2 separate regions of the Homo sapiens genome follow, and region 1 is linked to region 2. Evidence: chromatin loops called from intact Hi-C (ENCODE). Cell type or tissue: sigmoid colon. All regions are shown on one strand. Links, peaks and the distances in the headings refer to the core of each region. The heading gives the core; the rest is flanking DNA. Region 1 overlaps SCP2D1-AS1 (SCP2D1 antisense RNA 1). Region 2 overlaps DTD1 (D-aminoacyl-tRNA deacylase 1).

The links. A loop is a pair of places that touch in the nucleus more often than their neighbours do. Peaks named below come from ENCODE experiments on the same cell type or tissue, not always from the same donor. Only the 100,000 strongest peaks of a DNase experiment are listed, where the experiment ranks them.
Region 1: it touches region 2 in a loop (12-fold over the local background); 2 of 110 quality-filtered maps call a loop at or near these places.

Annotation. Positions count from the first base shown.
Region 1 is chr20:18,819,018-18,828,762 of GRCh38, reverse strand. It overlaps SCP2D1-AS1 (SCP2D1 antisense RNA 1), which reads left to right. Exons shown (of 3, transcript NR_161343.1): 2 at 3,415-3,497. Among named protein-coding and RNA genes, the nearest start is that of SCP2D1-AS1, 6.3 kb to the left of the region's middle. In sigmoid colon, for the core only: no CTCF peak of the experiment used is centred there; a DNase peak (open chromatin) is centred at 5,712; H3K27ac peaks cover 1,942 bases.
Region 2 is chr20:18,628,278-18,638,022 of GRCh38, reverse strand. The region is part of intron 4 of DTD1 (D-aminoacyl-tRNA deacylase 1); the gene reads right to left. Among named protein-coding and RNA genes, the nearest start is that of DTD1, 45 kb to the right of the region's middle. In sigmoid colon, for the core only: a CTCF peak has its summit at 5,640 (motif pointing left); a DNase peak (open chromatin) is centred at 5,612.

The DNA.
Region 1 (9,745 bases), core at 2,839-7,838, 190 kb before region 2:
GTAAGCAGTTATTTACTCCATCAATATTGACTGAGTACCCGCCACCATCCAGGCCCTGTGCTAGGTGTTTAATCTGGCAGCAATCATAGGAGGCAGGGAACATGATCCCCATTTTTATAGATGAAAAAGCTGGGCAGGGACATCAGAGCACTTATCCAAGGTCACAACCGGGTGGCAAGTGGGGGAGCTGCAGTTCACCCCTATGCACCATTCCTTGCTAGAAACTGTAGCCTTGATTTTCCAGTTATCTAATACTGCATAATGAGCCACCCCAAAACAGTGGCATAAAACCGGAACAATGATTTGCTCATGGATCTGGGGGTCAACTGGGCTCCACTGGGCAGTTCTTGCTCAGGGACTCCCATGTGTTTGCAGAGACATGCAGTGTCTGCGGCCCTCTCCAGAGATTCCTCACTGGGAATCCGGGCATCCCTGAGCATCTCTGTCTGGTCTCCCCACATGGGGACCTTGGGGTGTCAGAACTTCTCACAAGGGGCAGAAGTCTGCAAGAAACCAGCAGAAGCCTAGAAAGTCATGCAGTATCACCTCTGCCACGTTGTGTTCATCGAGGCAGCCACAATGGCCCACCCCAGCTCAGAGGGAGGGGACCTGGATCCCACCTCTTGATGGGAGGAGTAACAAAGAATTTGCAAGTGTTTAAAACCACCACAGCTGATAAGTTTGTCACAGTGGATATTGACCACGATGACTGTCTTCACATTTCCACTCTCTTCCTTCACTTCTGATGTGCATTTTAATGCCGTACTTCCTGCTTCTGAGTTTGGCCATATCACTTGCTCTGGCCTGTGGGATGTTAGCCCAATGATGCGTTTCCCCTCTGCCATCATCATGGGGAAAATGTGCCCGGACCATGCCACTGGTCTAAAGGGGAGTGTCTCAGTTCATTTTCTGTTGCTTATAACAGAATATCTGAAACAGGGTAATTTATAAGAAGTGAAATTTATGTCTTACAGTTCTGGAGGCTGAGAAGTCCAAGGTTCAGGGGTCACATCTGGTGAAATCCTTCTTGCCAGTGGGGACTCTCTGAAGAGTCTTGAGACCGTACAGGACATTACGTGGCGAGGGAGCTGAGCATGCTAGCTCAGGCCTCTCTTCCTCTGCTTATAAAGCCACCAGTTCCACTTCTACAATAACCCATCAATTCATTAATTCATTAACCCATGAATGAGTTAATCTATTTGTAAAGAGAAGAGCCTTCATGACCCAATCACCTCTTAAAGGCCCCACCTTTCAATACTGCCACATTGGGGACTGAGTATCCAACACATGAAATTTGAGGGACACATTCAAACCATAGCAGGGAGGGAAAGGAGATGAGAGACTGGAGGGGCAGGGCCCAGCCAGCCTGAATTAGCAGATCCTCAGTCAGACCGCAGGTCCATGAGTATAATTCAGTGCTGTGCCTTAGCACTACTTATTGCAGAGTTTTGAGATAGCTTGTGACTCAGTGTTGCCGTGGCTCTAAGTAGTTTGGACACTGCCACTCAAAAAAGACATTGGAATCCAACTTCAGAGAAAATATTGGGAGATATGAGAAACCTTATAACTAATCATATGTCACAGAGTTGTTCAAGATGAAGAAAATATAAACAGGAGACAATTTTAGATACCAGCCAAGCTGGTCAGTGACATCTCGGAAAGTTTTTCAAGGTTCTGTGCCTATGCACCCCACCAAATGGACTTCTCCAAAGAGACTCCCACCAAAGCCATAACCAAGTCCTGCCCAGAGCTGTCTGCCTTGAACAACTCATTAATTCAGCTCATTGTGATGCTTGATTGACAGGGCATGTTTGATGTGCATGTGTATGCAAGTGTGTGTTGAGCTTTATGTGTTGTGTGGGTATGAAAATAGGAGAGCATCTCTGAGTGATTCTTTGTAATAAAGAAAAATGGAAATTCATTGTACACTGGTCAGTCATCTTGAACTCCAATACTGGCTATTTCTTTAAAATAAAAAAGGAAAGAAATTTTATTTTCTCTTTACTAAATAAATTTTCCTTGGAAAAATTATTGCCTCTACATTCTTGGTTCATTTATGCCACCCCATTTCTTATGGGGCCTCCCCTTACCACCACCCCAGTTTTATCCCCAAGAGACAATGGGAAGTAACTCAATCAATGAGAAGAGGCTGGAATCAGAGATAGAGACCTTTCAAGCTTGAAGGAATGTGAGTACACGTAATCCAACCCACCTGATTCCCTGAGAGGAGGGCCTTGAACCAAGAGAGGGCAAGTAGCCTCCTTGTGACCACACAGCGAGGCTAAGAACCAGCTTGAAGTAGAGCTCAGGCCTCTTTCAAGAGCTTCCCTGGAAAACTGGTGAAGCCAACCAAAGCACAGTAGCCATGGTTTTGCGTCATTCAGTTTTTCTTCTGTGGATTTGAGTTCATTCATCTCTAAAACGCATGCCCTGGATTAAATGAGTTTCAAAGACCTGTCTAGCTCTTTGATTTTTTTTTTTCTTTTTTTTTAGTAATTTAAAGAGGAGGTCAGGAACACTAGATCTCTCTCAACAAGACACCTGGAACCAAGCAGACCCATTTCCAAACCTCAGCTCCACCATGACCTTGTGTTGTTATGCAAGTCACTTAACTTCTCTTCCCCTAAGTGACCCAGTAGGCAGAGAAAGTACCTACTGTGGCCACACACAATTCAAAGGCACTGAGGGATTTTTTTTCCAACATAATTTGCTATATGGCAGTTTTATTTATTAGAGAGATACTTTCCTGAAGACCTCATGTAAATCCCAGCTCACTGAAGTCCAGACCAACCTTTCCATAGTAACAACACAAAGCATGATGGGTTTCCCTCTTAACAGCTGAGAGCAGCCCCATCTTGGACAAGTTTCAACAAAGCTCACAAACCAGTCTATCTTAAGGCCCTTGAAATTATGAGATTCCCAACTCTCTTTAATCTCTTGGTATTCTATTTCATATTTGGGTTGTAAAGTGAGACTTTATTTTTATTTTATATTAAACTCAGAATCATATAGTTCAAATTTACATAAAAAGAACCACAATTATGTACAATAATGTTTCAAAATACACATCAAACTAGTCATTGTGGAGAAACACCCAGAACTTGGTTAATCTATCTTGCACTTGATTTATGGTTTAGCATAGTTTTATTTTTTAGATTTTTAGTTACATGGATTGGAAGTAGGGGGAAGCACCACCACCTTTCTAAAGCCAAAACCTCAGCAGGTTTTCACCCTCCCAGTGGAAATGGAGCTAATTTCAGAAGTAGTGGTGACAAGAAATAAGATGATACATGTTAAGCCCTGAATGCAATGCCAGGAACATAGACAAATGTGCCCAAAACACCACCTTTTATTGTTATCGCTGAGCTAACTTTCCTTTTCTTCATTAACTTTTAAATACTGATCTGTTTTTAGGATTATAAATATCCAAGGGAAACAGAGACCATCTGGAGTCATCCCTACGTTGTGGAGGGGTCCCACAAGAGCCCATTAGAGAGGTAAGGATGGCATTGTGGATCTGGGCACCAAGTTCTCTCATCCTCCAAACCACTTCCCATGGCGCCACACCACCAGCCCACCCAAGCACACCATCCCCTGTCCACATATGTGTGGCCTTGGGATAACTTTAGACTTGGAATAAAAGGCGGCGCCACTGGGAAATGCAAGTGGTGGCTTTCCTTCTTCCCTGGGCCGTTTCTCCCTTTGAGTCTGTTTAAGGACCTATTAGGCTGTGGCTTGGAAAGACACTGAGATGAAGCCCTCAATTTCATGGAGCTGGGTTTGGGTTTAGGTCCTTGTTCACTGTCCCTTCATTGATGTCATAGAGCCACCTCCATCTTGATGGTCACCATCAGGGCTTGGAGGAGTCTGGGGTTACACATTTCAAGATGGGGAGAAAACCTAAATCTTTCTGGCAACTCCAGCCTTAAGGGTGCCATTGCCCACCCCAACTTTCTTTTCCAGAATAAAATAAGGCCAGCATGGAGTCCACACCGTAGCAGGTGGTTCCAGGTCTCAGGTCATGTAAGGATGACCACCAGAGTTCTGGCTTCAGTCTACAAAGCTGGGCCCCAGGCTCCAACCTTCTGCCACTGACCCCCTTTCTCCATCTTCACTGGTCTTGTTCTGTTCCTGGAACTCATCGTGCTCTGTGAGCCACAGGGCATTTACACATGCTGTTTCCTCGCCTGGAACGGTCTCATCTCTGCCCTGTCTCAGGGACCTCTCACTCATTCCTCTGATCTTGTTCCTCAGGAAGTCTGTCCTAAGCCCCTACCAAGTCTATGAAGAGCCCCTCAGCTTTCCCTCCTGAGCCCTCACTGTGTGTGTAGCCAGGCACCACACTGGGAGTTCCCTGAGGATCGGAGGTGTATTACTCCATTCTTACACTGCTAGAAAGAACTGCCTGGGACTGAGTCATTTAAAAAGGAAAGAGGTTTAATTGACTCACAGTTTCACAGGGCTGGCAAGGCCTCAGGAAACAAAACAATGGCAGAAGGGACAGTAAACACGTCCTTCTTCACATGGCATCACGAAGGAGAAGAATGAGAGCCAAGTGAAGAAGAAAGTCCCTTATAAAACCATCAAATCTCATGAGAACTTACTCACTATCATGAGGACAGCATGGGCGAACCCATCCTCTTGATTCAGTTACCTCTCACGAGGTCCCTCCCACCACACGTGGGGATTATGGGAACTACAATTCAAGATGAGATTTGGGTGGGGACACAGCCAAACCATATCAGGAGGTGTCCATTTTGCTCAGCCTTGCATCCCGTACTCTCAGCACAGGGCCGAGAAGGTATATTAGGTAGTAGTTGCTTGGTAATTATCACAGAATGAATGAATAAAGGAATGCTTACGGGCTCAAAACATCAATGGGTTTTCCCTTTTCCTCATGCAAAGAGCAGAATTCCAAAAAAAGGGGATGGCCAAAACGGGAGGTACTGTCCCTGGACTGCCTTCCCAACTCCAGACTTCTCAAGCTCCCCGGAGGCCCTTCTGAATCCCACCCCTAACCGCACTCTGGAGGCACCCCTGTAAAGGCCTGATGTTTTTATGGCATCTCAAGGCTTCAGAGGAGACCCCACACCAGGCCCTGCCCGCAGTAGGCTCCAGTCCTGCTTTGCAGGCCTCAGGGTCTCCAGTGAGAAACTTGCCCAGCTGAAAAGCTATGGAGCCCCTTTGCCTAAAAACTATGCTTAGTACCTGGGGACAGGATCAGTCGTCCACAAGCCTCAGCATCACGCAATATGCCCAGGTAACAAACCTGCACATCTGACTCTAAAATAAAAGTTGAATTTTTTCTTTTTCCAAAAAAGAAAAAACTCGCTTCAACTTTGCTCTTTTCTTTATTGATGAGGAGTAAGAGAAAGCACGGGCTCCACTCTCTGCCGGCTGAGATCCCCACCAATACGAGCAGTTCTCCAGAAACAAGCATGAAAACCCTCCAGAAAAACCCACCATTACCCCACTTCATCTCCACAGGCTACAAAACAACAGCAAAGGCGCTTTGAGACAGAGCACTTTCTGATTAGTCCTTTAAGAGAAAACCTTTCCTCAGCAGGAAATGATGTTCCAGAGGCTGCTGGACAGAAATATAGAAACAACTATAATCCAGCTGCCCCTGAGTGAGCCACGCAGTCCCTCAACACAGCATGTTCCTTAGTTCCTCAGGCCCACCCAATCTCTGTGGCCACTCCAGGACCCCCCACCAAGAGCCTGCAGGAACACCTCCCAGGGCCCCTTTCAAGCCCATTCCAGGGCCGCCTGCAGATCTCATCCTGGGCTTTGGGAGCCTTCAGCTGTTTCCAAGAGTTAACTAAACATCAATTTAATTACACTGCTGGGCTATATAAATATTATGCTCTACAAAATGGTACCAAGCAGATATTTTTAGGAGGTCACAGATGTTTCTTGTGATTAGCCTAGTTACAGATCTGGAAGAATTTTTTTTCCTTCAAAGAAAAGTCAGTGAGGATTCTCAGCTGTCATCTGGGGGTAGTTCCCAACATGGTTAAGCACTGCGCATGTTAATGGCACACCTGGGAGACTTCCTTTTTGTCTCCTCTGCCCTGTGGCTGTCAGTTTCCCTCTGAAACCCAGCAAGTGGGGCCCAAAGTCTAGGATCATGGAGGAGGTCAGAGGCCCAGTGAACCAGACACCAAATCCCAGCAAGGCCTGTTTCTCTACCTCTGGACTTGCCCTGCCTCTCAATTCATGCCACAAACATTTATAAAGCACAAGCTGTGTGCAAGACACCACACTGTAGCTGCCACTGCAAACTGGGATAAGACACTAACTAATATTAAGTGGCAAAATGAGACTTCTGTTCCCATAGGTATACAAGAGGGCTCACAGCAACGCTATTTAAAATCACCCTAAACTGGAAACAATCAAATACAATGGAACACCACTCAGCAATAAAACAAACGAGCAGTAACTGTGCACAACAGTGTGGATGGATCTCAGACACAGAATTCTGAATGGAAGGCGCCAGACACAGCGGAGTGTGCACTGCATGGTCCCATTTATATAAAGCACAAAAGTAGGCAAAACTAAAGTCTATGGCGTTAGAGTCAAAATAGTGGTTATCCTGGAGGCAACAGTAACTAGAAGGGGGTGTGAGTGGGGATTACTGGGGCGCCAGTCATGCCTTATTTCTTGAGCCACATGTTGTGTTGGTTACACGGGTGTTTTCCATTTGGGGAAGTTTGTTAGCTGCACACTTAGAATGTGTAGACTTCTTCCTATGTATGTTATTCTTCAATTTTAAAAATGCATTAAAAAATAAGTAAATAGGCTGGGTGCAGTGGCTCACGCCTGTAATCCCAGCACTTTGGGAGGTGAGGCAGGTGGATCACCTGAGGTCAGGAGTTCGGGACCACCCTGGCCAACATGGTAACACCAGTCTCTACTAAAAATACAAAAATTATCTGGGTGTGGTGGTGCACACCTGTAGTCCTTTAGAAGCCTGAGGCAGGAGAATCACTTGAACCCGGGAGGCAGAGGTGGCAGTGAGTTGAGATTGTGCCACTGCACTCCAGCCTGGGTGACAGAGCAAGACTCTATCTCAAAATAAAATAAAAATAAATAAAACAATAAAGTAAATAAAAGCAACTTGCCCAATGAGGCAAGATCCAGCCCCAGGCAGTCTGCTTCCAGATTTCGAGTTCTAACTGCTGTGTCCTGGTGCCCCTTCAAATGCAAGCGCTGCTGGAGATTGCCAGGACTCAGCACTTGCTCTGATCCTTCTCTGGACCTCATCATCAGAGTCTGCTGCAACTGACTTCCAACTGCTGGAGGGCTTTCTCTCAAATGCCCAGACCCAGGGAATCAAAAACCCCTGTCCCAGGAGCAGCCCTGTATTAGTCAGGGTTCTCTTAGAGGGACAGAACTAATAGGATATATATATATATATATATATATATATATATATATATATCTAGAAGATTACTAAGTATTAACTTACATGATTACAAGGTACCACAATAGGCTGTCTGCAAGCTGCAAAGCAAGGATAGCCAGTCCCAGTCCCAAAACTGAAGAACTTGGAGTCTGATGTTCGAGGGCAGGAAGCATCCAACACGGGAAAAAGATGTAGACTGGGAGGCTAGGCCAGTCCCTCCTTTTCACATTTTTCTGTCTGCTTTATATTCGCTGGAAGCTGATTAGATTATGCTCACCAGATGAAGAGTGGATCTGCCTTCCCCAGCCCACTGACTCAAATGTTAATCTCTTGTAGCAACACCCACACAGACACACTCAGGATTAATACTTTGCATCCCTCAATCCAATCAAGTTGACACTCAGTATTTACCATCACAAGCCCTCAACCAAAGACTGATGGGAATTAGTTTAAAAATTCTGTAACTCCCTCTTTCCTTGGGCTGGACAACACTGAGGGGTGTTCTACCCTGTCTCCCTGAACTGTTCTGTGGGGTTGAGCCCCTCAACAATGACCTGCTCAATAATATGCCCTGTATCACCTTCCTTCCCTCCCTGTCCCACTGCCCCACTCCCCAAGGGATATTTCCTGGAATCACCACACAAATCCACAGCTGGCAGTTGCATCTTTGCCCCAGGGCCTGCCACTACAGTGTGAGGTTCAGGAAGCCCCTTCTCAGAGAGGCCTTCCCTGGCCACCCAGGCCCCCTTAGCCACATTCCCTTCCCTTCTCAAGTGTCTTCTCTGGTTATTTGTTTGCTGTCTATTGCTTGTCTCCCCACAACCCACCCACAACTCCCATCTGGAAATACAAGCTCCTGGAGAAAAGAAACCTCAGCTTGCTTGCCACCAGCTCCTCAAACCAAGAGTGATTTCCAGAATGTTTCATAACCATATGGCAAAGGGAAAAAAACCCATCAGAACGGGTCACTGAAAACCAGAATGGTGTTTGACCAATTGGAACCAATTCTGGCCTCATATATCCCAGCTTACTATCAGCCCTGCCAAAAGTAATTAACTCCTAAGACATCATGAGTGCTCAAAAATATTTTTTAGGCAAATAGATTAATTGCTCAGTCAGTCAGTGAACAGAAGAAACTGGCAATTTACAGCTAAAAATCCAAGATCTTCGCTAACTTAAAACCTCCAGAATAAAAACCTTGCCCTCTTTGGTGGTGCTGTCCTGGAACTTGTGCCAAAACACATGTGAACAGATCCACCCATGGGAGCTGAGACAGTCCTACTTCCCTGTTTCTTGTTTGGAGAATGGAAAAAATCACCTGCAAAATCGTGAGGTCCCTAAGAGTTGCCCTAGGATCCAGAATCTCAGTCTGGTCTCCATGCAGCCAGGTGCACCTCACTGAGACTCCCACAGGGGCCGTGAGCCATTTGCTCCATCCTTCCTAGGGCACAGTGCACATCTAACCCTGTTCAGAGACAAAAGAGGTGGGATCTCTGGGGGCAAACTGGGAATGTCCCAGATAAGCCAGGGCATTTGTGTGGCCCACATAGGACCACACCCATGCAAAGGCAGAACACAGAGCTGGAAAAAGGAGAGGTATACAAATTGTAGGAGAGAAAGACAACAGCTCAATCAGGGCAGTTTCCTGGAGGATGACCTTGAGAACATGCATGGAATGTAGATGGTGGAGGCGGGGGAGTTGGTAGGATTATGGCCTCCAAGAAGATCCTACACCTCAGTCTTCAGGACTGTGGCTAGGATGAGATATCACACCCATGAATACATTATTTGTCTTTGTGTGGGCTCTATCACAAAGTATCATAGACAGGCGGCTTAAACAACAGACTTTTATTTCTTATCATTGGAAGCTGGTAAGTCCAAGATCAGGGTGCCAGTCTGGTGAAGGCCCTCTTCCTGGTGTACAGATGGTCACCTACTTGCTACATCCTCATTGGCAGAAAGAATAAGAAAGAGAGAGGGGGGAATGGAGAGAGAGAGAGAGGGAGAGAGAGATAGAGAGAGAGAAAGAAAGAAAAGAAAGAGAGAAAGAAAGACAGAAAGAAAGAAAGAAAGAGAAAGAAGGAAAGAAAAGAAAGAAGGAAAGAAAGAAAGAAAGAGAGAAAGAGAGAGAACGAACGAGCGCTCTGGTCTCTTCCTCTTATAAAAACACTGATATGGTTTGGTTCTGTGTTCTCACCAAATCTCATGTCAAACTGGAATCCCCAGTGTTGGAGGTGGGGCCAGGTGGGAGGTGATTGGATCATGGGAGTGGCTCCTTCACGAATGGCTTAGCACCATCAGCTTGGTGCTGTTCTTTTGATGGAGCTTTCACAAGAT
Region 2 (9,745 bases), core at 2,944-7,943:
AGGCCTCGCCTGGATGGGCACTGAGGTAAGCATCATGTGTGAAGAGCTACCTATCTGAAATGAACCTTAAAAGATGGGGAAGATGTCAGCAGGTAGAGACAGGGAAGGAGTTCATTTCAGGTGGATGAGCAGAGACACAAAGGAGAAAAAATTGTGATACTTATTCATGAAACAATAAATAATCTGCAGGAAACTAGTCTACAATTCATTGTGAAAAGCTTTTACCATGAACTGAATAGGTAATAATACATCATAAAATATGAGCCCTTAACAATTTCCCATGTGTGTTTAAATGTAAATGATCAGCTAACTGCCCATGGAAGCCTCCACATTCATGAATTTCATTAAACTACAATTTCCATGCAGAGGCTAAGATGTCGATCACCCTGGGTTTTTATTCTAGTTCCATTAACACTTCGACAGATGAGTAAGGCATTCCATGTCTGGTACTCAGAAAGCCAAGAAAACTATAAATTACTTTCAACTACAAGTCTTAAAGTGGCTACACTGCTACAATCTTGCACACTCATTGAGCAATCCACATGTTGGGCTCATCTCTCCTAGGAAAAAAGTTATTACCCCAGCATATGCCTCAATGTCACCCAGTAGAGCGGCTGATCATCAGTCACTAACATATTGAGCTGTTGTTGCTGCATCGGCTTTTCCCTGACACATCTGTAATTGCGTTGAGAAGGCACCATATTCTGGAAACATTTTCATCACTGCCTGTGTGGCAGGGGGAAGGGGTGTTGGGAGACTGAGGGCTCGTTGATGAATAAGAACAGACTCACATGTGACCTCAATAATCAAGCAAAGCCATCTTGTTTCCTGGCAGCTGCAGTAACATAGGTTGTAAAGTATTTTTAGACAGTTGGGGGTGAGGAAGGGAGGGCAGGGTGGTCCAGAAGAAACCAACACCTGGAGCAGATGATCACTGCAAGGCCTGATTCTCTCTATTCCAGTAGTTCCCAAATGTCAGTGTGCTTAGGAGCACACAAAGACCTGGTTAGAAACATAAATGGGCTACTCTTCTGCCTTCCTCATCCAGACACTCCAGGAACTCTGGCTCAGAAAACCTGGGTGGGCCCAGGACCCTGCATTTTAGTAAGCACCATGGGTGGCTTGATGCCAGTGGTCCTCAGTCTGCCGTTTGAGGAACACTACCACCAACCCCTGGATAACTTTGATAGAGAAAGAATGTGTAATCTCTGCACACAACAGTCCCCAGTCCACCAGCCTCTTCACTTCTTGGGACCTCCAGAGAATGTGACAAAAGTCCTGGTCCCCTTTTTCCCAGCAAAAGGCACTTGCACACATCCACACATACAAAACTTGTGGGATAAGCTCAGGCCAGTCTGTGAGCCCCTAAGAGTCTACTTGATCCAACTCACACCCCACTGACCCATCCTAACCTTCTCTTTAAGATTAAAAAAGATAACTACCTCATCAGTCATTACAGACTACACCTATACTGCGGCAAGCTGGCAAACACCTCTGTGTAGATAAGGGTTTTATCTATGCCTGTAAAAAAAGTATAGCAAGTGCTGCATTTTTTAGAATTCTATCACTTCCAGATCTTTCATTCTCTCTCCATTACTAAAGCAAATGTTTCGGCAAGGTTTTCTGCAAAACACCACTGACTGGCAGAACATTTTTCTACAATTACCCGGGACTGTGAAGCTCCTGGTAAATCACTTAACAAGCTAAGAATTCCCAATTAAAATACTGAGTCTGTTTAACTAAATTATTGCTATGCACAATGTATAAATCCATGGAAGGAAAAACTCTACCTCTCTCCCTTCAGAATAAAAAGGATGCTGTTAATCTTTGGCAGGTCAAGTCAGCAAGGTAAGGAGTTCGTTTTTTTTTAACACACACACAAATGAGATTATAAGATTAAAATAACTAGGAATCTGCCCAAAACACATATACAGGAACAAACAAATAAAGCCCTTAAACCTTAAATGCACTACCCCATTAGTGTCCTGAGAGACTGGTTTAAAGCAAAACAGATATTTTGCTCTGGTTGGAGATTAGAAATGTCTTATGTGTCAATGGTAGAAAAGAAACAGATCCTAGTTTTTAATTTACCAGACATATTCCAGTAGAAGAGAAAAAAACTCTTTTCAATTTTTGCAATTTCCTTAACCTGTGCTATGGATTTAAGATGGTAAGGTGAAAGTCAATTGATTAATCAATTCATCAATGGGTCCCCAACAAAGAGACAGTCATGCCAGCCTTGTAAAGGCTTCTTTTTAAGCCCACTATGAGCTGACTTAGGACAACCATCTATTTGGAAACAAATTAAAGTGATAAAAGTGATCCCTTACAGCTCTCCACCAGGAAGAAAAACATCTACTAAGCTCCCACCCTTTCATACCAAATATTCATGCAATAGGCAGGCATTCCCCCAGGCACTGACAAGGACTCAGGATAAATTCTGACTGTGCAGAGCAGTGGGCTGGGCTGAGTGAGGTCAGGAGCTCCACCATCTCTACACCCAACTCACTCCCCAGAGGGCTGAGCTGATCTCATAATTCATGGAAAGCAGGTGCTCAGACAGAAAGGATCAGAAATCCAGGTGATTCCATGTGTGGTGAGAGGTCTGGCCAGGTGGCGCCCTAGCCCTGGTAGGAGGCCTTCCATGTGGCAGCCTACGTCCCAGAAGTCAGCGTCACTGACAAAGACTGCACAACAGCAACAACTCTGTAATGAGGACGCTTTGCTGAGTTCCCACTTCTGTTTTGGTGATACTTCAGCATAAACAAAGCTGGACCCTCAGTCAGCGTTTGTTCAATAAATTAATATGACAAAATGAACTAATATTTCTGGAGTAATTGACAAGATCTGGCTACCATCTTGGCAACCAGACTTTAAAACATACTCCTGCAGCAAGTCAACAACTCGAGCTTGGTTCAGGCCATGTGAACACTGAAGCTGAAACCAACCACAATTAGGGAGCTAGAATCTAGAATTCAAGCCTAAAAACAGAGTGAAAAGGAGTACATTTAAATAACTGTTCTTCCATGAAGAGATGCAAAGTTATTAGCAACAACATAATTCTTCCTTATATTCAGAGTACTTCTCATTTGATTTGTCCCCCAAACTGAAATATGCAGCAAGTGAGAGCTCCCCTCTGTGCACCTGTGATGGGGCCACCTGGTAGAAGCAAGCCACCTGTGTGCTCATGTGTCCTTCATTTCACCTCTGGATTCCACAGCAGGTAATCAAAAGGCTGCCCCTGTCACTGGAAGTATAAATAAATAAAACCAAATGTAATTCTTTTCCCCCACACCCCCTTACCCTACATATTTCTTTCAGATCCTACAAAAGCCATGAATGTCTCAATCTTGACATTCCAAGGTCCAGGCTCAGGGATTAATGCTTGCTGATAAGACAAGTATACAGAGAAAATTATGGACAGAGCAACGGTGATACTCAGAGGAGCGTAAAATTAATAGCTCCGTAAAATTGAAGGCACCGTGTTTCGCTAGCCAACTCATCCCAGTGATTTGTCAATAAACACGTCCGTTAACTCAAACATGTATACTTGAAAGTTCATTTTTTTAGCTCCTTCCAGCATTTCAATTTAATGAGGGCTTCGATGGCACTAAATAAATGAGAATGTAAATAATTAATGGCAACACTATGAACTAAGTGGGCCCTAGGCCCCAGGGAAGAGTCCTTCAATTACCAATGGCCCTTCTCACCAGGAAAAACCTCCATCTGCCCCCCAATCCATGTGAGGCTCAGGAAAACAAGCCCTACGCAGAGAAAGAGCACTTAAGATTAAAACAAGACAAGAATAAGCTTCTATCACAGAAATGGCAGGCTAGGGTGTTAAAATCTCCCAATATCTAGCCACCAATGGAAGAGCTCATGCACCAGCAATCATGCACTAGGTAATAATAAGCAGGATGTTCCTACCAGAATCGTGTTCTCCTGCAAAAAATGCACCAGGCAAAACAGCAGTCAGTTGGTTCTGCTGCTGCTTCCATGTCCTGTTCCCTTTGGAAATATGTCATTTGGAGCAAGAATGTAATGCTCTCCTTCCAACTTATCACTGCCAGGACATAGCATGAAACCCACGCAGCAGCCTATAATGTGATGGGTATGCTGCATGGAAAGCATGCAGATGCTGCAGCAGCCAGTTCTGCAAACAAGCAGCGGTCCAGTTAGAAAGGCAAACTGCTGGTTACCTTTACCAGCTCAGTCTTCACCAGCAGTAGCTGCATCACATAAGTAGAGCTCTGAGATTCTTGAAAATAAGAATCTACCCTTATTTGAAGTAGAAATTTGAAAACAATAATTGGGAATCCCTTCTACTTTCCATATCCTTAAAGGTCAGCTAAAACCTCCGGTCCCCTGGGAGGCCCACTCGGCTGAGAGGCAACAGCAGTGACAATGGCCTTCTCTGAACTCAGGACATTCATAGACACCACAGCCCACCAGCTGTGAGCACCACTGCTAAACAAACACCACCCCTCCCACCCACACACACCTCCCTGGACAGGGCAGTGAACAACACTCAGGGAGCTTGAGTTTTATGAGTGGTGTGGACCATGATAGCAGATGGTGTGAAGTCTGTGAAATACACCATCAGAGCAACAGGGCAGAGTAGAGTAGCCGAAGGGGCTTCCTGGGAACTGTGGGGGTCAGAGATTCTTGGAGAAGGAGGGGGAGACCCTGGAATTGAGACAAGAGCTCCGAGGTAGGAAAGAGCTTGACCCTCTTCTCAGCAAGGGAGAGGAGGCAACAGCAGATGCAGTAGGTGAAGCATAGGGATGGAGGGAAAGACAGCCACAGAGCAGGCAAGAAAGGGCCACGGACGCCTGGTCACTTAGGCCTTGGCAAATGACAGCAAGGAATGCAAGGCTTCAGCAAAATGCACTTGGAAGGCACTGAAGAGTTCTAAGGAGGAGCACAAACTGAATGGTCTTGTAACCTTTCCTAAGTTGTCTTATGCTGTCCACCTCTTTCACTGTCATTAACCTTTCAGGTTTATGTTGCCCAAAATCTATCCCCGGCTGCACAGGCTGGGCAGCAGCAGTTCCTTCTCTTCCTCACAGTGCCTAGCACACCATCAAATACCAAAACGACACTTGGTGCTTACATACATACACAAATGCATGCACACATACCCACATGCACATGCACATGGGCACACACATCACATATACACACACACATACACACACATACACATATGCACACATACCCATGCACACATATACATCCATATACACACACACATCATCCATTTGTTCAGATAGTTTAAAGAACTTATTTATATTTTAAAAGAACCTGCTAAAAGAATCATTTTTCTATAACGTTGAAATTTGCCAAAAGAACCATTTTTCTTTAATGTAATTGTAGCAGTTTTCATTACTGATTGGAATATAATGGAAAAATAAAACACTGAGAATTAAAAGCTTAATTGATAGAAACACGTGTTTATCTATCAGTAAAAAGAATTTGGCTGTGCTCCTCCTATCAACACAAAAGCAAGCAAATTAGCTATTTGCTCCAAGAGGAAACTCCTTCTAATTCAGAAGAAAAGGCAGAGAGAGGCCCCAGGCACAGGCCAGCACCAACCTAACACAGGCCGCTTCTGCGCCTACCCACCGCCACCTACTGGAGAGCTAGGGGCAGAGCGCAGTGCAATGTTCAGGGTCTGAGGCTTCTGGGGGCCAGGAAACTGGTCCATGTAAATGAAGTTGATGCAAGACAATTTGTGTATTTGAGGAGAAAACTCCTAAAGGATTCAGAAATAACTAAAAGTCTTTTTTAATCCTTATAAGTTAACATGGCTCGTTAGAAGTTTAAAAAATGCCTACTTGAGGATTTTTTGATTTGGGGAGAGGGATTTATTGTATAAGGTGTACAGCATGATGCTCTGATCTACATACACATAGTGAAGTGATTACTACAGTCAAGTAAATTACATGTCCAGCATCTCACACAGTTACCGTCCTTTATTCTGTGTGTGCTGAGAATTCCTAAATCTACTCCCAGTGCACAATATGATACTGCACTCCTTATGGTGTACATTAGATCTTGAGACTTACTCACCCAAAATAACTGCATCTTTGTACCCTTTGACCTAAACAAGAAGAGGGTACTGGTTGAAAGAAAGGTGAAGATTCTAAAGGCAAAATGTACTATTCTACCATTTCCAGAAAAATATTTAGAATGAAAAAAAGACTAAAATTTTTCTCCAAATAGAGTTAAAGCAGAATAATAACTAAAAACTATGGAATAATGATCAAATAAAACCAGAGGGAGTAGCCAGAGGCAAGACAAAAACCCAGAGAGAATGACGTCCTGGGAAACAAGGCTCCAGCCATTTCCAGGGGCAAAAGTGGGCAGCAGTGGCAAGAAAAGTGTTCTGAAAAATGGGCATGAAATAAAGCAATGTGAGGTCACTGGGGCCCTCGGTGAGAACCTTTACAGACCCAAGGACACTGTGGCAGAGCAGAAGGGAGGAAATGGAAGCATTTCTCAATTGGAGACATTTGGGCATATTTAAAACCCAATGGGATAAGATGGATGACTGTGAGAGGCAGACAGAACCAACAAGAGGACAGAGGCTTCCAGGAAGCTGCTGAGGAGGTGGAAGGGAAGGGCTCCAAAGCCCAGGTCAGTCTAGACCCACAGCCGAGCAGTCACACAGGCCCCATCTTCAGAGGGGCCCCACCTTTCGTTTTATGCTCTATGTCACCACCTTGAAATTTGTAATATTTTTTGAACAAGGGGCCCCACATTTTCATTTTACACTGGGCCTCTCAAATTATGTAGCTGGTCCTGGCCCCAGGGAGAGGCTGGACTCAGCCCAGGAAAGGGTAGCTCTGCTACCACGGTGGCAGAAGGGGGATAGAGAAGCAGAGTCAATGCCATCTGCTGGCTTCTTTCCCTGCAAAGCTGAGAGAGAGCTGTCTGCTGTGAATGAGCCAGAGGACAGACAAGGGGAAAGAGGTTAGCACTTCATCTAACATGGAGGTATCTGGTAGACTTCACCTGAACCAAGTAATAAGGCTGGTATCACAGGTAACAAGACAAATCAATACCACATACCTCCTGGTAGGATGCACTATGAAGGGCACAAGATCACTTCTGTGCTATTTCCTATTCCTGTCAACATGTATTACCTCAATATAATCATAGAAAACCCAAAGTGAGAAACATTCTACAAAACAGTAGACTAGTACTCTTGAAAAGTATCAATGTCACAAAAGACAAGGAAAGGCTGAGGAACTGTCACAGATTGGAGAAGACTAAGCAGAAATGACAACTAAATGCCGTGTGGAATCCTGCATTATCCCGGAGCAGAAAAAAGACATTTAAAAAACCTAGTGAACTTTGGCTGGGCGCGGTAGTTCACACCTGTAATCCCAGCACTTTGGGAGGCCGAGGCGGGTGGATCACCAGGGCAGGAGATCGAGACCATCCTGGCTAACATGGTAAAACCCCGTCTCTACTAAAAAAATACAAAAAAATTAGCCGGGCATGGTGGCACGTGCCTATAGTCCCAGCTACTTGGGAGGCTTAGGCCGAAGAATGGCATGAACCCGGGAGGTGGAGCTTGCAATGAACGGAGATCGCGCCACTGCACTCCAGCCTGGGAGACAGAGCGAGAATCCGTCTGAAAAACAAACAAACAAACAAAAAACCTAGTGAACTTCAAATAAGGTTTGTAATATAGTTAATATAATAGTACTATATCAACATTAATTTCAAAGTCTTGGTCATTGTACTATGGTTATGTAGACATTGAAACTAGAGGCAGTTGGGTTAAAAAGTATATGGAAACTCTGTTTTTTCAACTTTTCTGTAAGTCTCAAATTATTTCACAATAAAAAGCTTACATTTTCATGTGGACTTTTCATTTGTGATTTTTTTAATGTCATTAGTCATTCCAAGACCCTCAGTTACTACCACTGAAGTCTAGCCTACTACATCAGACATGTTCCTCAATACAAAAAGAGTCAGAAACTGCTATGGTTTGGATTTGTGTCCCCACCCAAATCTCATGTTGAATTGGAATCCCCAGCATTGGAGGAGGGGCCTGGTGGGAGGTGACTGGATCATGGGGGTAGACTTCCCCCTTGCTGTTCTCGTGACAGTGAGTTCTCATGAGATCTGGTTGTTTAAAAATGTGTAGTACATCCCCCTGCTTTCTCTTATTTCTGCTCTGGCCATGTGAAGATGTGCCTGCTTCCCCTTCACCTTCCACCATGATTGTAAGTTTCCTGAGGCCTCTGCAGCCATCCTTCCTGCACAGCCTGCAGAACTGTGAGCCAATTAAACCTCTTTTTTTTAATAAATTACCCTGTCTCAGGTATTTCTTTATAGCAGTATGAGAATAAACTAATACAGAAACAAAAAAGAAAGATTATGTTCCACTTTAAAAATCTGGCTTTGGCCAGGCATGGTGACTCTTGCCTGTAATCTCAGCACTTTGGGAGGCTGAGGCCCTAGGTGGATCAGTTGAGCCCAGGAGTTCAAGACCACCCTGGGCAACATGGTAAAACTCCCTCTCTACACAAATTCAAAAATTAGCCCAGCATGGTAGCGTATGCCTGTAGTCCCAGCTACTTAGGAGGCTGAGGTAGGAGGATCACTTGAGCCTGGGAGGTCGAGGCTGGAGTGAGCCATGATCGCACCACTGCACTCCAGCCTGGGTGACAGAGCAAGACCCTGTCTCAAAAAAAAAAAAAAAAAAAAAAGGCCGAGCACAGTGGGATTACACCTGTAATCCCAGCACTTTGGGAGGCCGTGGCAGGCAGATCACCTGAGGTCAGGAGTTTGAGACCAGCCTGACCAACATGGAGAAACCCCGTCTCTACTAAAAATACAAAATTAGCAGGGTATGGTGGTGGGCGCCTGTAATCCCAGCTATTCGAGAGGCTGAGGCAGGAGAATTGCTTGAACCCAGGAGGCGGAGGTTGCGGTGAGCCAAGATGGCGCCATTGTGCTCCAGCCTGGGCAACAAGAGCGAGACTCCATCTCAAAAAAAAAAAAAAAAAAAAAAAAATCAGGCTTTGAACAGGTTGCCCAGCTTCACGTTTCTATCACGCTGTCCCCTTACTGCCGCATCACTGGCCATCACAGCATGCTAGCAAGGGAGGGAGACTGGGAAGGAAGAATGGAAATGTTTGCTCAGTCCTTCTTCCTCTGCCTGCCAGGCCCTACGTGTCTCTATCCAGTGAGTGTGTTAATTAAGCCTTTACAAGTATGCTAAGCATCTATGAGACCACGCGGGTTCCAAGGACTATTACACATTTCCTTTCTCTATTTTAATTAACTTTTATTTCATGAGAGCTTACAAATTGGCAGCAAATCCAGGTCAGACACTGCTTTAGAAAAATGGAGATTTACAGCAAACCTTGGGGGGCACATCTATCCACACCTGGGACCAAACCCAATTCAGGTAACCATTCGGAATGGGTGAACCGGCCAATCCAGGGCCATTGCTCTGCTGCCACCCAGGGGCAGGTGGGCGCCACGGCACCTGGCCAAGGGAAGGGAAGCCCAGGGGAAGAACCTGGCTCTGCACAGGACATGTCCTCTGGAATTCAAAGGCAGGACGAGGCAAGGGAGAAGTGCTGTACCCACCGGCCACAGTACTCAGGAGTGCACCGTAAACATGCACTCTTGGGAAGGCAGGTATTAAAATAAATACAACGTTGCAACAATGATGTATTTCCTCAGACCGAGGACTCTTCCAGGGACTAAAGGGATGTTA